2 separate regions of the Homo sapiens genome follow, and region 2 is linked to region 1. Evidence: read pairs that join two places in POLR2A ChIA-PET (ENCODE). Cell type or tissue: OCI-LY7. All regions are shown on one strand.

Region 1 (8,000 bases):
GTAATAGAAGACTGTGCAGAGACACATAGGTATGCACAGGAGAGAGTGACTGACCAACTGCCCAGATGAGGTAGGAAAGCTGAGTATTTGGGAAGTGGCCAGGTGGAGGGAGGGCCAGGGCATTTAAATGTTGGGAGTTCAGCAAAGCTTGGTCCTGTGCCGGTACTCCTTCCTCCATGTTTACAGCTCTGGAATTCAGATCTCCAACTCAAACTTCTGAATTCCAAATCCAGAAAGCCAATTGCATCCCTGACATCCTCATCTGGATGTCTCAGAGGCTCCTCAAACTCAACATGTCCCCAGTAGAACCCAAACTGCAGGCATTAGCGGTGCTGCTCTGGGCCCAGCTCCCCTTTCATGGAACTTTTCCTCTCTCCGGCCTGCTCCAGCGCAGAAAGAGAACATGGGGCCCGCAGATTTGAAGGAGTCACTCACTTTGAGGCTTGCCCTTTGCCACCCTCATAATAGTCTGAGTCCTGCCCACAGGGTCATCAGGCACTCCCACAGTAGGCACCTTTGGTAGGGGCAGAGGGGATCAGAGCAAGGCTGATGTGACCAGTGATAGCCTTGTGTGAAAAGTCCCTAGAGAAATCCCAGAAATACTTGAAGGAGACTTTGCTGGGGCAAGAACAGGAACTTGGGATGATTAGCATTCACGTGGCTTTGTTTGAATCCACAGACCACTGAGGCTTGTGTGATGTTTGCATTATAATCATCTTTTTTTTTTTTTTCCTGCCTGTCCTGCTAACCAGAAAGTGAGCTGCTTGCCAGGTGCAGTGGGTCACATCTGCAATCCCAGCACTTTGGGAGGCCAAGGCAGGCAGATCACCTGAGGTCAGGAGTTTTTAGACCAGCCTGGCCAACATGGTGAAACCCCATATCTACTAAAAATACAAAAATTAGCCAGGTGTGGTTGTGGGCGCCAGTAATCCCAGCTACTCGGGAGGCTGAGGCAGGAGAATCGCTTGAACCCAAGAGGTGGAGGTTGCAGTGAACCGAGATTGCATCACTGCACTCCAGCCTGGGCGACAGAGCGAGACTTCATCTAAAATAATAATAATAATAATAATAAATAAAAAATAAAAATTACCCAGGCATGGTGGCGGGCACCTGTAATCCCAGCTATTTGGGAGGCTGAGGCAGGAGAATCGCTTGAACCTGGGAGGTGGAGGTTACAGTGAGCCAAGATCGCGTCATTGCACTCCAGCCTGGGCAACAAGAGTGAAACTCCATTTCAAAAATAAATAAATAGATAGGCTGGGCGCAGTGGCTCCCAATCCCAGCACTTTGGGAGGCTGAGGTGGGTGGATCAGCTGAGGTCAGGAGTTCGAGACGAGTCTGGCCAACATGGCAAAACCCCGTCTCTACTAAAACTACAAAAATTAGCCAGGTGTGGTGGCACCTGCCTTTAATCCCAGCTACACGGGATGCTGAGGCAGGAGAATTGCTTGAACCTGGGAGGTGGAGGTTGCAGTGAGCCGAGATCGCACCACTGCACTCCAGCCTGGGTTACAGAGAAAGACTGTCTCAAAATAAATAAATAAATAAACAAACAAACTCCCACTCTGCCCTTTGCCACTGACCTGCTCCTCCTCAGTGTCTGTATCTTAGGGAACAGCACCCCTAACTCACTGCACACCCTGGATATCTGAGACTTGTTCTGACTTCCCTCCTCTGCCTCATCACTCTACCCCCACCACATACAAACCATTCTTAAGTCCTTTGTTGCTTACCTCATAAATACTGAAAATCCCATCCACATTTCTCTGTCTCCCCTGCCTCTGCCTCCAGCTGAAGTGCCATAATGCCTCTCTTGAACTTCTGCCACCTCTGACCTGGTCCCCTACTTCCACTCCTTTTCCCCTTTTCTATTTTCAACCCAGAAGCCAGAATAGTATTTTTCCTATTGCCTTTAGGATAAAGACCTGAGTCCTGTTAACATGTTTGACCTGCCCCTACCTGTATGCCTTTCTTTTCTTTTTTTATAGAGATCGGGTCTCACTGTATTGCCCAGGCTGGAATGCAGTGGCGCCATCATAGCTCACTGCAGCCTCCAACTCCTGGCCTCAAATGATCCTCCTTCCTCAGCCTCCCAAGTAGCTGGGACTACAGGTGCTACTGTGCCCAGCTACACATGGCTTTCTTACCTCATCTCATGCCATTCTCCTCCCTGGTTCCTGTGCTTAGCAACCCTGGCCTTTTTCAGTTCCTCAAATAAGCCAGACTCCTGCTTCCTCTCGACCACACCCATTCTGGTTCCTTAGCTTAAAACTCCAATCACTGTCCCCCTTCCTCCAATCCAGTCCCTTGTCTTTTCTTTCTTTAGCTACTCCTCTTTTCTTTAGCTACTGTAATTCCTATATATTCTTCCGATATAGTCAATTGCCACTTCTTCAGGGAAGGTGTCCAGGCCCCCTAGTGCAGATTGGCTTAGCTCCCTTTGTTACATGCTTTCATGGCTCCTTCCTAAAACAGCACCTTTTAAATTTACCTCTTTGGGGCTGGATGTGGTGGCTCATTCCTGTAATCCCAGCATTTTGGGAGGCCAAGGTGGGTGGATTACTTGAGCTCAGGAGTTCGAGACCAGCCTGGGCAACATGGCGAAACCCTGTCTCTACCAAAAAAAAAAAAAAAAAAAAATTCACTGGGTGTAGTGATGTGAGCCTGTGGTCCCAGCTACTTGGGAGGCTAAGGTGGGAGGATTGCTTGAGCCCAGGAGGTGGAGGTTGCGGTGAGCCGAGCTCATGCCACTGTACTCCATCTTGGGTGACAGAGTGATACCCCATCTCAAAAAAAAAAAAAAAAAAACCACACAAAAATTTACCTCTTTGTGATTATTTGAGTAACCTCCATCTCTGCAACTCAAATGTAAGCTCTATGAGAGCAGGAACTTTGTTTCTGGTGTTTAAGGTTATGTCCCCAGCACAGTGCTGGTCTGGATTGGCTGATCAGTAAATATTTGTTGACTCAATGAATATCAATAGGAACAGCACATGCAAAGACAACAAAACTTTACAAAACTTGGTGTGGGTCCCTGGAATGGCAAGTTGCGGGATATGAGCTAGATTTGGATGAGTGGGGAGGGGCTCATGGAAGATGGCAGGAGATAAGGCCAAAAGGTAGTCTGAGCCGGGCGGGCTGGCTCACGCCTGTAATCCCAGCACTTTGGGAGGCGGAGGCGGGTGGATCACGAGGTCAGGAGATTGAGACCATCCTGGCTAACATGGTGAAACCCCGTCTCTACTAAAAATACAAAAAAAATTAGCCGGGCGCGGTGGCGGGCGCCTGTAGTCCCAGCTACTCAGGAGGCTGAGGCAGGAGAATGGCGTGAACCCGGGAGGCGGAGCTTGCAGTGAGCCAAGATCGCGCCACTGCACTCCAGCCTGGGTGACAGAGCGAGACTCCGTCTCAAAAAAAAAAAAAGGTAGTCTGAGTCTTGATGCTCAGATAAGGAGATAGAGTGCCAGTGGAGAACAGTGAGATAACGTGGTCAGACGCGGAAAGGAGGGAAGAACACCACAGCTCACAGGTTAGATTTAGCCTATCCATATGTTTTAAAATTGGGCCTATCTAGGCCGGGCGCAGTGGCTCACGCCTGTAATCCCAGCACTTTGGTAGGCCGAGGCGGGTAGATCACAAGGTCAGGACCGACCTGGCCAAGATGGTGAAACCCCGTCTCTACTAAAAATACAAAAATTAGCCGGACGTGGTGGCAGGCACCTGTAATCCCAGCTACTTGGGAGGCTGAGGCAGAGAATTGCTTGAACCTGGGAGGTGGAGGTTGCAGTGAGCCAAGATTGTGCCACTGCACTCCAGCCTGGGCAACACAGTGAGACTCCATCTCAAAAAATAAAATAAAATAAAATAAAATAAAATAAAATAAAATAAAATAAAATAAAATTAGGCCTACCTAACTTTAAAAAATTGAATTAGTTGCCAATACTTAAACATTAGGAGATTTCATATTTTTTAAAAAGTTCTGGATTTCTGGTTTTTCTTGAAACATCAGATGTTCTAGGGACGTACAGGAGTTCTGGGCTCATACTCCTCCAAGCAATAACTAGCTTCTGCCTTTAGATGGCACTACCTCTAACTCCCCAGGCGTTTATGCTACCAGCCTGCCTCTTTAAGCGTTTGATTGAGGTAGTGATCCTGTCCTAGATCATTCTGGTCGTGGAATGGGAGAGGAGACTGCAATGGCAGTCAGAGAAGCCCAGGGAGAGAAGGGAGTTCACCCTCAATTTGGAGATATGTAGACCCAAGGGACACTATATTTGGGCTCAGTCAGGCTCAGGCCTGGGGCTGGGGAGGGGGATAATATTCAGAACTTAGGGCCACCCTTTCACATTAGAAGCTTAGTTTGGGCTCAAAGAGAATATAAAAGCAAAGGAATCCACTGTGATGCTGGCTGATCTGAGAGCAACCTTTGGAATTTTAGCAAAATAAATGCCACCTTCTGGGCTCAGGCTCACCTCTGTCCTCTTCATGCCTCAGAGAGATAAAAGATGAGTAAAGCTGTGGACCTCACTGTAGAAGAAACTGGCAGTCTTGAGGGAAAGGAAGGCATTTAAAGAACTAAATAATAGGCTGGGTGCGGTGGCTTACACCTGTAATTGCAGCACTTTGGGAGGTCGAGGCGGGTGGATCACCTGAGGTCAGGAGTTCGAGACCAGCCTGACCAACATGGTGAAACCCCATCTCTACTAAAAATACAAAAATTAGCCGGGTGTAGTGGCAGGTGCCTGCAGTCCCAGCTACATGGGAGGCTGAGACAGGAGAATCGCTTGAACTTGGGACCTGGAGGTTGCAGTGAGCCGAGATCATGCCCACTGCACTCCAGCCTGGGCGACAGAGCGAGACTCCATCTCAAAAACAACAACAACAACAACAACAACTAAGTAATATATGCAAGATAATAGAATGGAGAAGCATTTATTCATTTAACAAATATATTTTGAACATGTACCATGTGCCAGACACTGTGCTCAGTCCTGGGGACATAGTCATGAAAAAGACAGATATTGCACCTGCCCTCATGGTGCTTATACTAGCTGGTGTGGGAAGTGGGAAGTAAGGGGATGATGGAATTAATTCTTTTTTTTTTTTTTTTTTGAAACACTCTCGCTCTGTTGCCCAGGCTGGAGTGCAGTGGTGTGATCTCAGCTCACTGCAACCTTAACTTCAGGTGATTATCATGCCTCAGCCACCCAAGTAGCTGGGATTACAGGCATGCGCCACCACGCCTGGCTAATTTTTGTATTTTTAGGAGAGACCAGGTTTTGCCATGTTGGCCAGGCTTGTCTTGAACTCCTGACCTCAAGTGATCCACCCACTTTGGCCACCCAAAGTGTTGGGATTACAGGCGTGAGTCACCATGCCCGGCAAATAATGGAATTAATTCTGAAGGAAGTTTAGATGGGGTGGGAATTCTGGAAGGCAAATGTTTGAGCAGGGCCTAGAAAGAAGAATACAATTTTACTAGGGACTGGGGTAAAGGATAGAAGGTCTATTTTGTCAGAGGAAAGAACAGAAAGAGGGGCACAAACTGGTGAGAATCTGTGAGATGCTTGAGAATAGCAAAGTTATCAGATTGGAGTGATTCTTGTAGGAGAGAAGGAAGCAATTGTTTAGACCCTGAGATGCCTTCTAACGTAAATACCATTGTGTTTTTTTTTCCTAGAAATTGAATTATTCACAATGGAACTGTTTCAAAAATCACTAAAATGAGAAAGCAGTCCAAAAGTGAAAACGCTGTTGTCTTAGTGTATAAAGTTTCACTTCCCGCACTTTGGGAGGCCAAGGCAGGCATATCACCTGAGGTCAGGAGTTCAGGACCAGCCTGAACAACATGGTGAAACCTCGTCTCTACTAAAAATACAAAAATTAGTAGGGCATGGTGGCGTGCACCTGTAATCCCAGCTACTGGGGAGGCTGGGGCAGGGGAATCAATTAAGCCCAGGATGCAGATGTTGCAGTGAGCCAAGATCGCACCACTGCACTCCAGCCTGGGTGACAGAGCGAGACTTTGTCTTAAAGAAAAAAGAAGTTTCACTGTAAAACAAGATGATCTTTTAGAAGTAACATAACACTGGAGAACTTACACATCAGAATGAGAGGTGCCTGAATTTCCCTTTGCAAATTCCCTTTAGAGCCTAAAGTTTATTCTTCAAAATATTGACACAGGTGACAAATTTTATTTATTTTTTATTTTTGAGACAAGGTCTCACTCTGTTGCCCAGGCTGAGTACAGTGGCACAATCATGGCTCACAGCCTCAAACTCCTGAGCTCAAGCGATCCTCCTGCTTCAGTCTTCCCAGTAGCTGGGACAACAGGCACGTACCATCATGCCCAGTTAATTTAAATTTGTTTCTTTTGTAGAGATGGGGTTTCACTGCCATGACCAGGCTGTTCTTTAACTCCTGGACTCAAGCGACCCTCTGCCTCAGCCTCCCAAAGTGCTGGGATTACAGATATAAGCCACCATGCCCAGCTGTGAATCTAGTTTTCTTCTGTAACTTTTTTCTTCATGCCATCTTGTCTAAGAGCTTGTGTAACTTTTGAAGTGATCCTGAAGTCAGTTCTAAAAGATAAGGCCCCAAAATACCTTTGAGCAATATGGCACTGTCAGAGCAAGGATAGACACACCCGCCCAAGGTGACTACTTCGAAGGCAGCATTTGCTCCATTCATGAGGCATGCATGCATTAATTCATTCAATGAATATTTATTACATACCTACCGAATAGATGCCAGCCATTGTACTGGATGTGGGGTAAGCGGTAAACAGGATAGACAGGGTTCCTGCTTTTGTGCTGCTTTCTACATAGGGGAGACAGATAAACACCAAGTAAACAGGGTAGAAATAAGTTCTAGAAAGATGATAAAATGGCCAGGTGTGGTGGCCCATGCCTGTAATCCCAGCACTTTGGGAGACTGAGGTGGGCAGATCACCCGAGGTCAGGAGTTTGAGACCAGCCTGGCCAACATGGTGAAACCCCGTCTCTATTAAAAATACAAAATGTAGCTGGGAGCGGTGGTGCACACCTAGTCTCAGAAAAAAAAAAAAAAAAAGATAAAACAAGATACTGTGATAGAGTGACTGAGAAGGGATGGGTTGCTACTTTAAGTAGGATGGTCCAGGAAGGTCTCTCTCGGGGGTTCCTGATCGGGGAGAAGAAGCCAGCCATGGCAAGTACTAGGGGAAGAGCTCTCTGGACAAACGGTGCAGCGAGTGCAGCTACCCTAAGACAGGTACTGGTGAAGTGAATTCTAAGAAAAAAAAGAAAGGCCGTATGGCTGGGGAAGACAGTGAGCACAAGCAGGTAGAAATGAGGTGGGTGAGGTAGGTAGGGTCACAATGCTGCATGGCCTTGTAGGCTGTGCTGAGCTTTCTCTAGCTGTTGTGTAGAAATTGGGAGAAAAACGAAACCATGAGGACCAATTAGGAGACTACTACACTAAATATGCAACAAATATTTACTTATTGAGCATTTACTATGTGCCAGAACTATGCTAGAGGCTAAGGATATAATGGTGAATAAGATGTGGGTTCCTATCCTCAGGATACTGATGATTGCGGGGGGCAACACAGATAAATACACTGGCAGTTGCAGAGCAGAGTGGGTAAAATAATAAGAATAAGATTAAGTACAAGGTGTTATAGGAGTACAGAGGAGGGTCACCTAACCCAGTCTCAGGTTAAGGAATGCTTCCTGGAGGAGGTGTCATCTAGGCTGAACTTAAAGGACCTCAGGAGTTAGCCAGGTAAAGGGCTGGAGAAGCGCATCCCAGACACATGAGAGGTTGTAGAGCGAAGAGAGAACTTGGTTGTTTGAGGACCTACCTGTAGTTCAGAGGACCTACCTATCTTAGGGGTTTATATCCTGTTAAAAAAGAGATTGGTCTAAGTTTATTTTATTCTTTTTTTTTTTTTTTTTTTTTTTGAGACAGAGTTTCGCTCTTGTCACCCAGGGTGGAGTGCAGTGGTGTGATCTCGGCTC
Region 2 (8,000 bases), 250 kb before region 1:
AGCTGGGATTATAGGCACGCACCACCACACCCAGCTGATTTTTGTATTTTTAGCAGAGATGGGGTTTCACCATGTTGGCCAGGCTGGTCTCAAAATCCAGTCCTCAAGTGATTCACCTGCCTCGGCTTCCCAAAGTGCTGGGATTACAGGTGTGAGCCACGGCACCCGACCATGCTCAGCTATATAATTAGTGGCCGGCGTCCGGCTACCGGGGGCCGTGGCTCACACCTGTAACCCCAGCACTTTGGGAGGCCGAGGCAGGTGAATCACTTGAGGTCTGGATTTTGAGACCAGCCTGGCCAACATGGTGAAACCCCATCTCTACTAAAAATACAAAGATTATCTGGGTGTGGTGGCACGTGACTGTAGTCCCAGCTACTTGAGCTACTTGGGAGGCTGAGGCAGGAGAATCTCTTTTTTTTTTTTTTTTTTTTTTTCTGACAGAGTCTAGTTCTGTTGCCCAGGCTGGAGTGCAATGGTGTGATCTCGGTTCACTGCAACCTCTGCCTCCCAGGTTCAAGCGATTCTCCTGCCTCAGCCTCCGGAGTAGCTGGGATTGGAGGCATGCGCCTAGTATGCCCGGCTAATTTTTGTATTTTTAGTAGAGACGGGGTTTCACCATGTTGGTCAGGCTGGTCTTAAACTCCTGACCTCATGATCTGCCCACCTCGGCCTCCAAAGTGCTGAGATTACAGGTGTAAGCCACCACACCTGGCCCTTTTTTTTTTTTTTTTTTTGAGACAGAGGACAGAGTCTCACTGTGTCGCCCAGGCTAGGGAGCAGTGGCACGATCTCGGCTCACTGCAACCTCCAACTCCCAGGTTCAAGTGATTATCCTGCCTCAGCCTCCCAAGTAGCTGGGATTACAGTCACGTTCCACCAGGCCCAGCTAATTTTTGTATTTTTAGTAGAGACGGGGTTTCACTATGTTGGCTAGGCTGGTCTTGAACTCCTGACTTCGTGATCCGCCCACCTCGGCCTCCCAAAGTGCTGGGATTACAGGCTTGAGCCACCACCATGCCCGGCCAGCAGGAGAATCTCTTGAACTGGGGAAGCGGAGGTTGCAGTGAGTGGACATCACGCCACTGCACTCCAGCCTGGTCCATGGAGTGAGACTCTGTCTCAAAAAAAAAAAAAAAAAAAAAAAAATTAGCCAAGCATGATGGCGTGATGGCATTTGCCTGTAGTCCTAGCTACCCAGGAGGCTGAAGTGGGAGGATCACTGAGCCCAGGAAGTCAAGGCTGCAGTGAGCCGTGATTATACCACTGCACACCAGTCTGGGCGACAGGGGACCCTGTCTCAAAAAAAGAAAAAATTAATTAAATTAAATTAAAAAAAATTTTTAAGTTAACATTTTTTCTCCTCCAACTATAGACCTATTGATTTATTGAACATTTTGTCCAAAATGTGTGCCAGCTTCGTGGCTGAGTTTCTTGGGCCAATGCTTTACATCAAGAACAGGCAGGTGGTCGGATGCAATGGCTCACGCCAGTAATCTCAACATTTTGGAAGGCCAAAGTGGAAGGATCACTCGAGGCCAGGAGTTCAAGACCAACCTGGGCAACATGGTGAGAACTCATCTCTACAAAAAATACAAAAATTAACCAGGTGTGGTGGTGCACGCCTGTAGTCCTAGCTACTCAGGAGGTTAAGGTAGGAGGATCGCTGAGCCCAGGAGGTTGAGGTTGCAGTGAGCCAATATCATACCACTGTACTCTAGCCTGGGGGAAAGAGCAAGAACCTCTCTCAAACAAAACAAAACAAACAAAGCAACACAAAAAACAGCAGACAAGACTATACTTCCTTTAGGGATCATTTCTTTAGTTCAGTTTCTCTGAACATGTAGAGCACAAAAAGTAAAAAAGAAAAAAGAACAAGCAGACTATTCTACTGCAGACCATTGTTGTACTCTGGACCACCTCATGGCAAAATCTGTCAGAAATCATTTAGAATAGCCAGGGCTGGAGGCTCACGCCTGTAATCCTAGGGCCGAGATGGGAAAATCACTTGAGCTCAGAAGTTCAAGACCAGCCTGGGCAACATAGTGAGACTTTGTCTCTGTAAAAATAAAAATAAAAGGCCAGGCGCAGTGGTTCACACCTGTAACCCCAACACTTTGGGAGGCTGAGGTGGGTGGATCATGAGGTCAAGAGATCGAGACCATTCTGGCCAACATGGCGAAACCTCATCTCTACTAAAAATACAAAAAATTAGCTGAACGTGGTGGTGCACACCTGTAGTCCCAGCTACTCGGAAGGCTGAGGCAGGAGAATTGCTTAAACCCGGGACTGCACTCCAGCGTGGCGACAGAGCAAGACTCTGTCTCAAAAATAAAATAAAATAAAATAAAAATAAAAATAAAATTAAAAAAAAATGAATCATTTAAAACATTTTCTTCGCCTTTGCCCCGACCCAGACTTGATTAATGACAAAGCTGCCCATGTTCAATAAAGAGCCTTAGCTATTCATGCCCACATAGAACCCTCATGACAATATCAAGCAATATCAAGAATCAGGGCTAGCAGGCATGGCAAATAATTTCTTTCTTTATTTTATTTTATTTTGAGACAGGGTCTTGCCCTCTTGCTCTCTTGCTCTCTTGTGCCACTGGAGTGCAGTGGCAAAATCACAGCTCACTGAAGCCTCGACCTCCCGGGCTCAAGCAATCCTCCCACCTCAGCCTCCTGAGTAACTGGGACAACAGGCATGTGCCACCACGCCTGGCTATTATTATTATCATTATTATTATTATTATTATTTTTATTTTTTTAGATGAAGTCTCACTCTATCGCCCAGGCTGGAGTGCAGTGGTGCAATCTCGGCTCACTGCAACCTCTGCCTCCCAGGTTCAAGCAATTATCCTACCTCAGCCTCCCGAGGAGCTGGGACTACAGGCGTGTGCCACCACACCTGGCTAATGTTTGTATTTTTAGTAGAGATGGGGTTTCACCATGTTGGCCAGGGTAGTCTAGAACTCTTGGCCTCAAGTGATCTGCCTGCATTGGCCTCCCAAAGTGTGGGATTACAGGTGTGGCATGAGCCACCGCACCCAGCCTCCAGCTATTTTTTTTTTCTTTTTCTTTTTCTTTTTTTTTTTTTACCTGAGAAGCTGTGAATGAGAGGGCCCGGGTAATTTTTGTATTTTTTTAATTTTTGTAGAGACAGGGTTTTGCCATGTTGCTCAGGCTAGTCTCAAACTCCTGAGCTTAAGCAATCCACTGCCTCAGCCCCTTAAAGTGCTGGGATTACAGGCATGGGCTACCGTGCCCCGTCAGTAATTAATTTCTAGTGGGTAAATCAGGGATGTGTCCTGGGCTACCTCCTTTTTCATATTTGTTTAAATACATAATACTTTTTTTTTTTTTGAGATGGTATCTCACTCTGTGGCCCAGACTGGAGTGCAGTGACACAATCATGGCTCACTGCAGCCTCGACCTCCCATAGCTCAGGTGATCCTCCTACCTCAGCCTCCTGAGTAGCTGGCACTATGGGTGGGCAACACCACGCCTGGATAATTTTTGTATTTTTAGTAGGGACAGGGTCTCACCACGTCACACAGGCTGGGTTTTTTTTTTTTTTTTTTTTGAGACGGAGTCTCGCACTGTTGCCCAGGCTGGAGTGCAGTGACGTGATCTCAGCTCACTGCAACCTCCACCTCCCAGGTTCAAGCGATTCTCCTGCCTCAGCCTCCCGAGTAGCTGGGATTACAGGCACCCGCCACCATGCCTAGCTAATTTTTTGTATTTTTAGTAGAGACGTGTTTTTTAGTAGAAACTAATTTTAGTTTCACTATGTTGGTCAGGCTGGTCTCGAACTTCTGATGTTGTGATCCACCTGCCTCCGCCTCCCAAAGTGCTGGGATTACAGGTGTGAGCCACTGCGCCCAGCCTGGTTTTTTTTTTTTTTTTTAAAGAGATGGAGTCTCACATCTCACTCTGTCACCCAGGCTGGAGTAGTACAGCACATGATTGTAGCTCACTGCAACCTGAAACTTCTGGCCTCAAGTAATCCTCCCACCTCAGCCTCCCGAATAGCTGGGATTACAGGCAGGAGCCACTGCACCTGGCTTTAATTCCGCTCTCTCTCTTTTTTTTTTTTTTCCTTTAGAGATGGGATCTCACTCTGTTGCCCAGGCTGGAGTGCGGTGGCATGATCATGGCTCACTGCAGCCTCAACCACCTGGGCTCAAGTGATCCTCCCACCTCAGCCTCCTGAGTAGCTGGGACCACAGGTACACACCACCAAGCCCAGTTAATTTTTTTATTTTTTGTAGAGACGGGGTCTGCCTATGTTCCCCAGGCTGGTCTTGAGCTCCTGGGCTCAAGCAGTCCCCTTGCTTTGGCCTCCCAAAATGCTGTGATTATAGGTGCAAGCCACCACACCTGGCTTAATACCTTTTTTGAATGAACTCTGTAGCCTCTCGACACAGAGAGAACAAAAAAAAAAGCATTATTTTGGATGCAAACAAAATGGATTTATTTTCACAAATTGGGAGTGTCTTGAACATAGAACTGATTCTGCTAGTCAAGTATCGCTATAAATAAGGGATATAGAGCAATTATTCTAATTGGTATTTTAGTAGAAGTCCCCCAACCAGTAACGTGAATATACCTGATAATCCCTTTTACTGAGTCCGCTCCCTTGGGTACTTTGGTGTGCTTTTTGTATCATGGACAGTTTTATTAGGATGGAGCCTTACTTACAGCTTGGCAATCCACACTGCTTTATAAACGTTTCTGGGAGTCTGGCAGCTCTGGAAGCTCAGTTCACCATGTCCATGCCATGGCAACCCAAATTCAATCCAGGTTCTCCCAATCACTTGCTGGCAGAAGGGCACCAGGCGTGGTGGTTCACACCTATAATCCCAGCACTTTGGGAGGCTAAGGTGGGCAGACAGATACGTGAGCCCAGGAGTTTGAGACCAGCCTGGGCAACATGGCAAAACCCCGTCGGTACAAAAAAAATACAAAAATTAGCCGGACTTTGTGTCCCATGCTTGTGGTCCCAGCTACTTGGGAGGCTGAGGTGAGAGGATCACCTGAGATTGGGGAGGTCAAGGCTACAGTTAGCCAAGATTGGGCCACTACGCTCCAGCCTAGGCGACAGAGCAAGACCTTGTCTCAAAAAAACAAAAAAAACAAAAAAAAAAAAAACAAGACTTACTGGCAGAAGGTTGTTGGGCAGCTTACTAAACCTCTGCACTTCCCTCAGTTCCTTCATCAGCAAAATGATGACAAAAATAAGACTTGCATCTAAGGCTGGCTGTGGTGAGCATTATACGTGATATATAGATGATCTCATATAATAAAATGCTTAACATAGTGCTTGCTACATAGACACTGGCCTTAAACATCTTTCAGGCTAAAATGATTGATCATTTTCATTTTCCTTCATGATTTTTGGCACTTCCACGGGCTACCTTTTCACGTTTGATATATGTACCTAAAATGGAAACTTTACTACCATAAATGGAAAACCAGAATCATGAGACATAAATAGAAGTGAAACAACAGCGCACACTAAAATAAACACATAAATTAACATTCGTAAATGGTCATCCATTATCCCCTAAAATCACTTACACACCTGAGTGGTGTACAGGTCATATTTTAGGAAATGCCACACTGCAAGAGAGAACTTTGGGCTTAGGCTGCTGCTTGTGGATTAAAGGAGCTGGCCTATTGACAAAAATGTAATGGGTGAGGTAGGACGATTGCTTGAGACCATACATAGTGTGAGTGCAGCTTGGGCAAAATAGTGAGATCTTATCTCCACACACTTTTTTTTTTTAAGACAGAGTTTTGCTCTTGTTGCCCAGGCTGGAGTGCAATGGCACGATCTCGGTTCACTGCAACCTCCACTTCCCGAGTTCAAGCAATTCTCCTGTCTCAGCCTCCCAAGTAACTGGGATTACAGGCGCCTGCCACCACGCCTGGCTAATTTGTTGTATTTTTAGTAGAGACAGGGTTTCACCATGTTGGCCAGGCTGGTTTCAAACTCCTGACCTCAGATGATGCACCCACCTCACCCTCCCAAAGTGTTGGGAGTTTAGTAGAAACCCCATTTCTACTAAAAATACAAAAGTTAGCCGGGCTTGGTGGCATGTGCCTATAGTCCCAGCTACTTGGGAAGCTGAGGCAGGAGAATTGCTTGAACCCGGAGACAGAGGTTGCAGTGAGCTGAGATAGTGCCACTGCACTCCAGCCTGGGTGACAGAGCAAGACTCCATCTATAAATAACTAAATAAATAAATAAATAAATTGTATTGTTATTATTATGTTTTAATAGAGACGGGGTGTTGCTATGTTGCCCAGGCTAGTCTTGAATGCCTAGTCTCAAGAGATCTTCCTGCCTCAGCCTCCCAAAGTATTGGGATTATAGGCATGAGCCACTGTGCCTGGCCAAGAATTTTTTTATAATTAGCTGGGCATGGTGGTACACATCTGTAGTCCTAGGCTACTCAGGAAGCTGAGGTGGGAGAACCACTCAAGCCCAGGTGTGTGAAGTTACAGTGAGCTATGATCACACCATGTGCCCCAGCCGGGGCAACAGACTGAGACACTGTCTCAAAAAAAAAAAAAAAAAAAATAAATTTAATGGGTACCTCCTATGTGCCAGATTCTGACCTAGAGCTGAGGATGCAGAAGTAAGCAGACAGAGAGCGTCCCATGCATTTGGCCCTGCCCTCTGTGACAGAGGTGGGTGCCCCTCTGGTGGGTCACTTCATTTTCACAGGAGGCTATAAGGCTTGTAGTTAGCTCACTGATCAATAATATCTGTGACTGCCGACAACATGGCCGCACATGACAGCAACACTTGCCAGGAAGTAACATTTCAAAATCACCACCGTTAACCATTTACCAAGCTAACGTTTAGTGAAACAGTTAAAAGGATGAGGTATTTTGTATTGACATGTATTGACACGGAAAGACATCCCGCATACACCATGGCAAGCAAGTTGCAGAACAGAATGCAGAGTATATGCCTATTTGCATTGACATATGTATACAGGGGATTCTTTTAAATAAGCTCTGTGCTAAGCCTTTATTTGCATTATTTCATGTAATTCTCATAATAATCCTATGAAGTGCTATTATTATCCCCATTTTACAGATGCAAAGACTGAGGCCCAAACCAGGTAAAATGATTTGTCTGAGGCCTCATAACAAACAAATGAGCAGTGGAGTTGTGAAGTGAGTCCCGGTCTGCCAGCCTGCAGAGACTAGACTTAACCTCCATGTTTTTCAGCAGCCATACATGGGAAAATCTGGAAGGACACACACCAAATTTTTCACGATGGGCATATCCCAGAAGTGGGATTGGAGGAGGCTGCATTTCTTGTATTTCTTTATATGCCTCTTACTGTTTGAGTTTTAAATTTTATTTTTTTTTTAAATAATTAAATAGAGATGGGGTCTGCCTATGTTGCCCAGGCAGGTCTCAAACTCCTGGGCCCATGTGATCCTCCCATCACGGCCCCCCAAAGTGCTAGGATTACAGGTGCGAGCCACTGTGCCTGGCCTGTTTGAGTGTTTTTAAAACAGCAATGTGCTAATTTTGTAATTAGAAACAAAAACAGCCGGGCGAGGTGGCTCATGCCTGTAATCCCAGCACTTTGGGAGGCTGAGGCAGGCGGATCACCTGAGATCGGGAGTTCAAGATCAGCCTGACCAACATGGAGAAACCCCATCTCTACTAAAAACACAAAATTAGCCGGGCGTGGTGGTCCATGCCTGTAATCCCAGCTACTCGGGAGGCTGAGGCAGCAGAATCACTTGAACCAGGGAGACGGAGGTTGCAGTGAGCCAAGCTCGCACCACTGCACTCCATCCTGGGCAACAAGAGTAAAACTCTGTCTCAAAAAAACAAAAAACAAACAAACCAAAAAAACCCCACAAAACTTAGCCAGACATGGTGGCACACGCCTGTAATCCCAGTTACTGGGGAGGCTAAGGCAGGAGAATCACTGGAACCTGGGAGGTGGAGGTTTACAGACATG

The links. Peaks named below come from ENCODE experiments on the same cell type or tissue, not always from the same donor. Only the 100,000 strongest peaks of a DNase experiment are listed, where the experiment ranks them.
Region 2: POLR2A ChIA-PET joins it to region 1 with 13 read pairs; 3 of 35 experiments call an interaction of 5 or more read pairs at or near these places.

Annotation. Positions count from the first base shown.
Region 1 is chr1:31,999,843-32,007,842 of GRCh38, reverse strand. No RefSeq gene overlaps it. Among named protein-coding and RNA genes, the nearest start is that of KHDRBS1, 10 kb to the left of the region's middle. In OCI-LY7, a CTCF peak has its summit at 4,096 (motif pointing right); DNase peaks (open chromatin) are centred at 2,182 and 4,092; H3K27ac peaks cover 426 bases.
Region 2 is chr1:32,254,390-32,262,389 of GRCh38, reverse strand. All of the region lies in intron 1 of LCK (LCK proto-oncogene, Src family tyrosine kinase), which reads right to left. Among named protein-coding and RNA genes, the nearest start is that of LCK, 7.1 kb to the right of the region's middle. RefSeq lists an enhancer at 7,943-8,000. In OCI-LY7, no CTCF peak of the experiment used is centred here; DNase peaks (open chromatin) are centred at 1,199, 6,509 and 7,089; H3K4me3 peaks cover 3,132 bases; H3K27ac peaks cover 6,139 bases.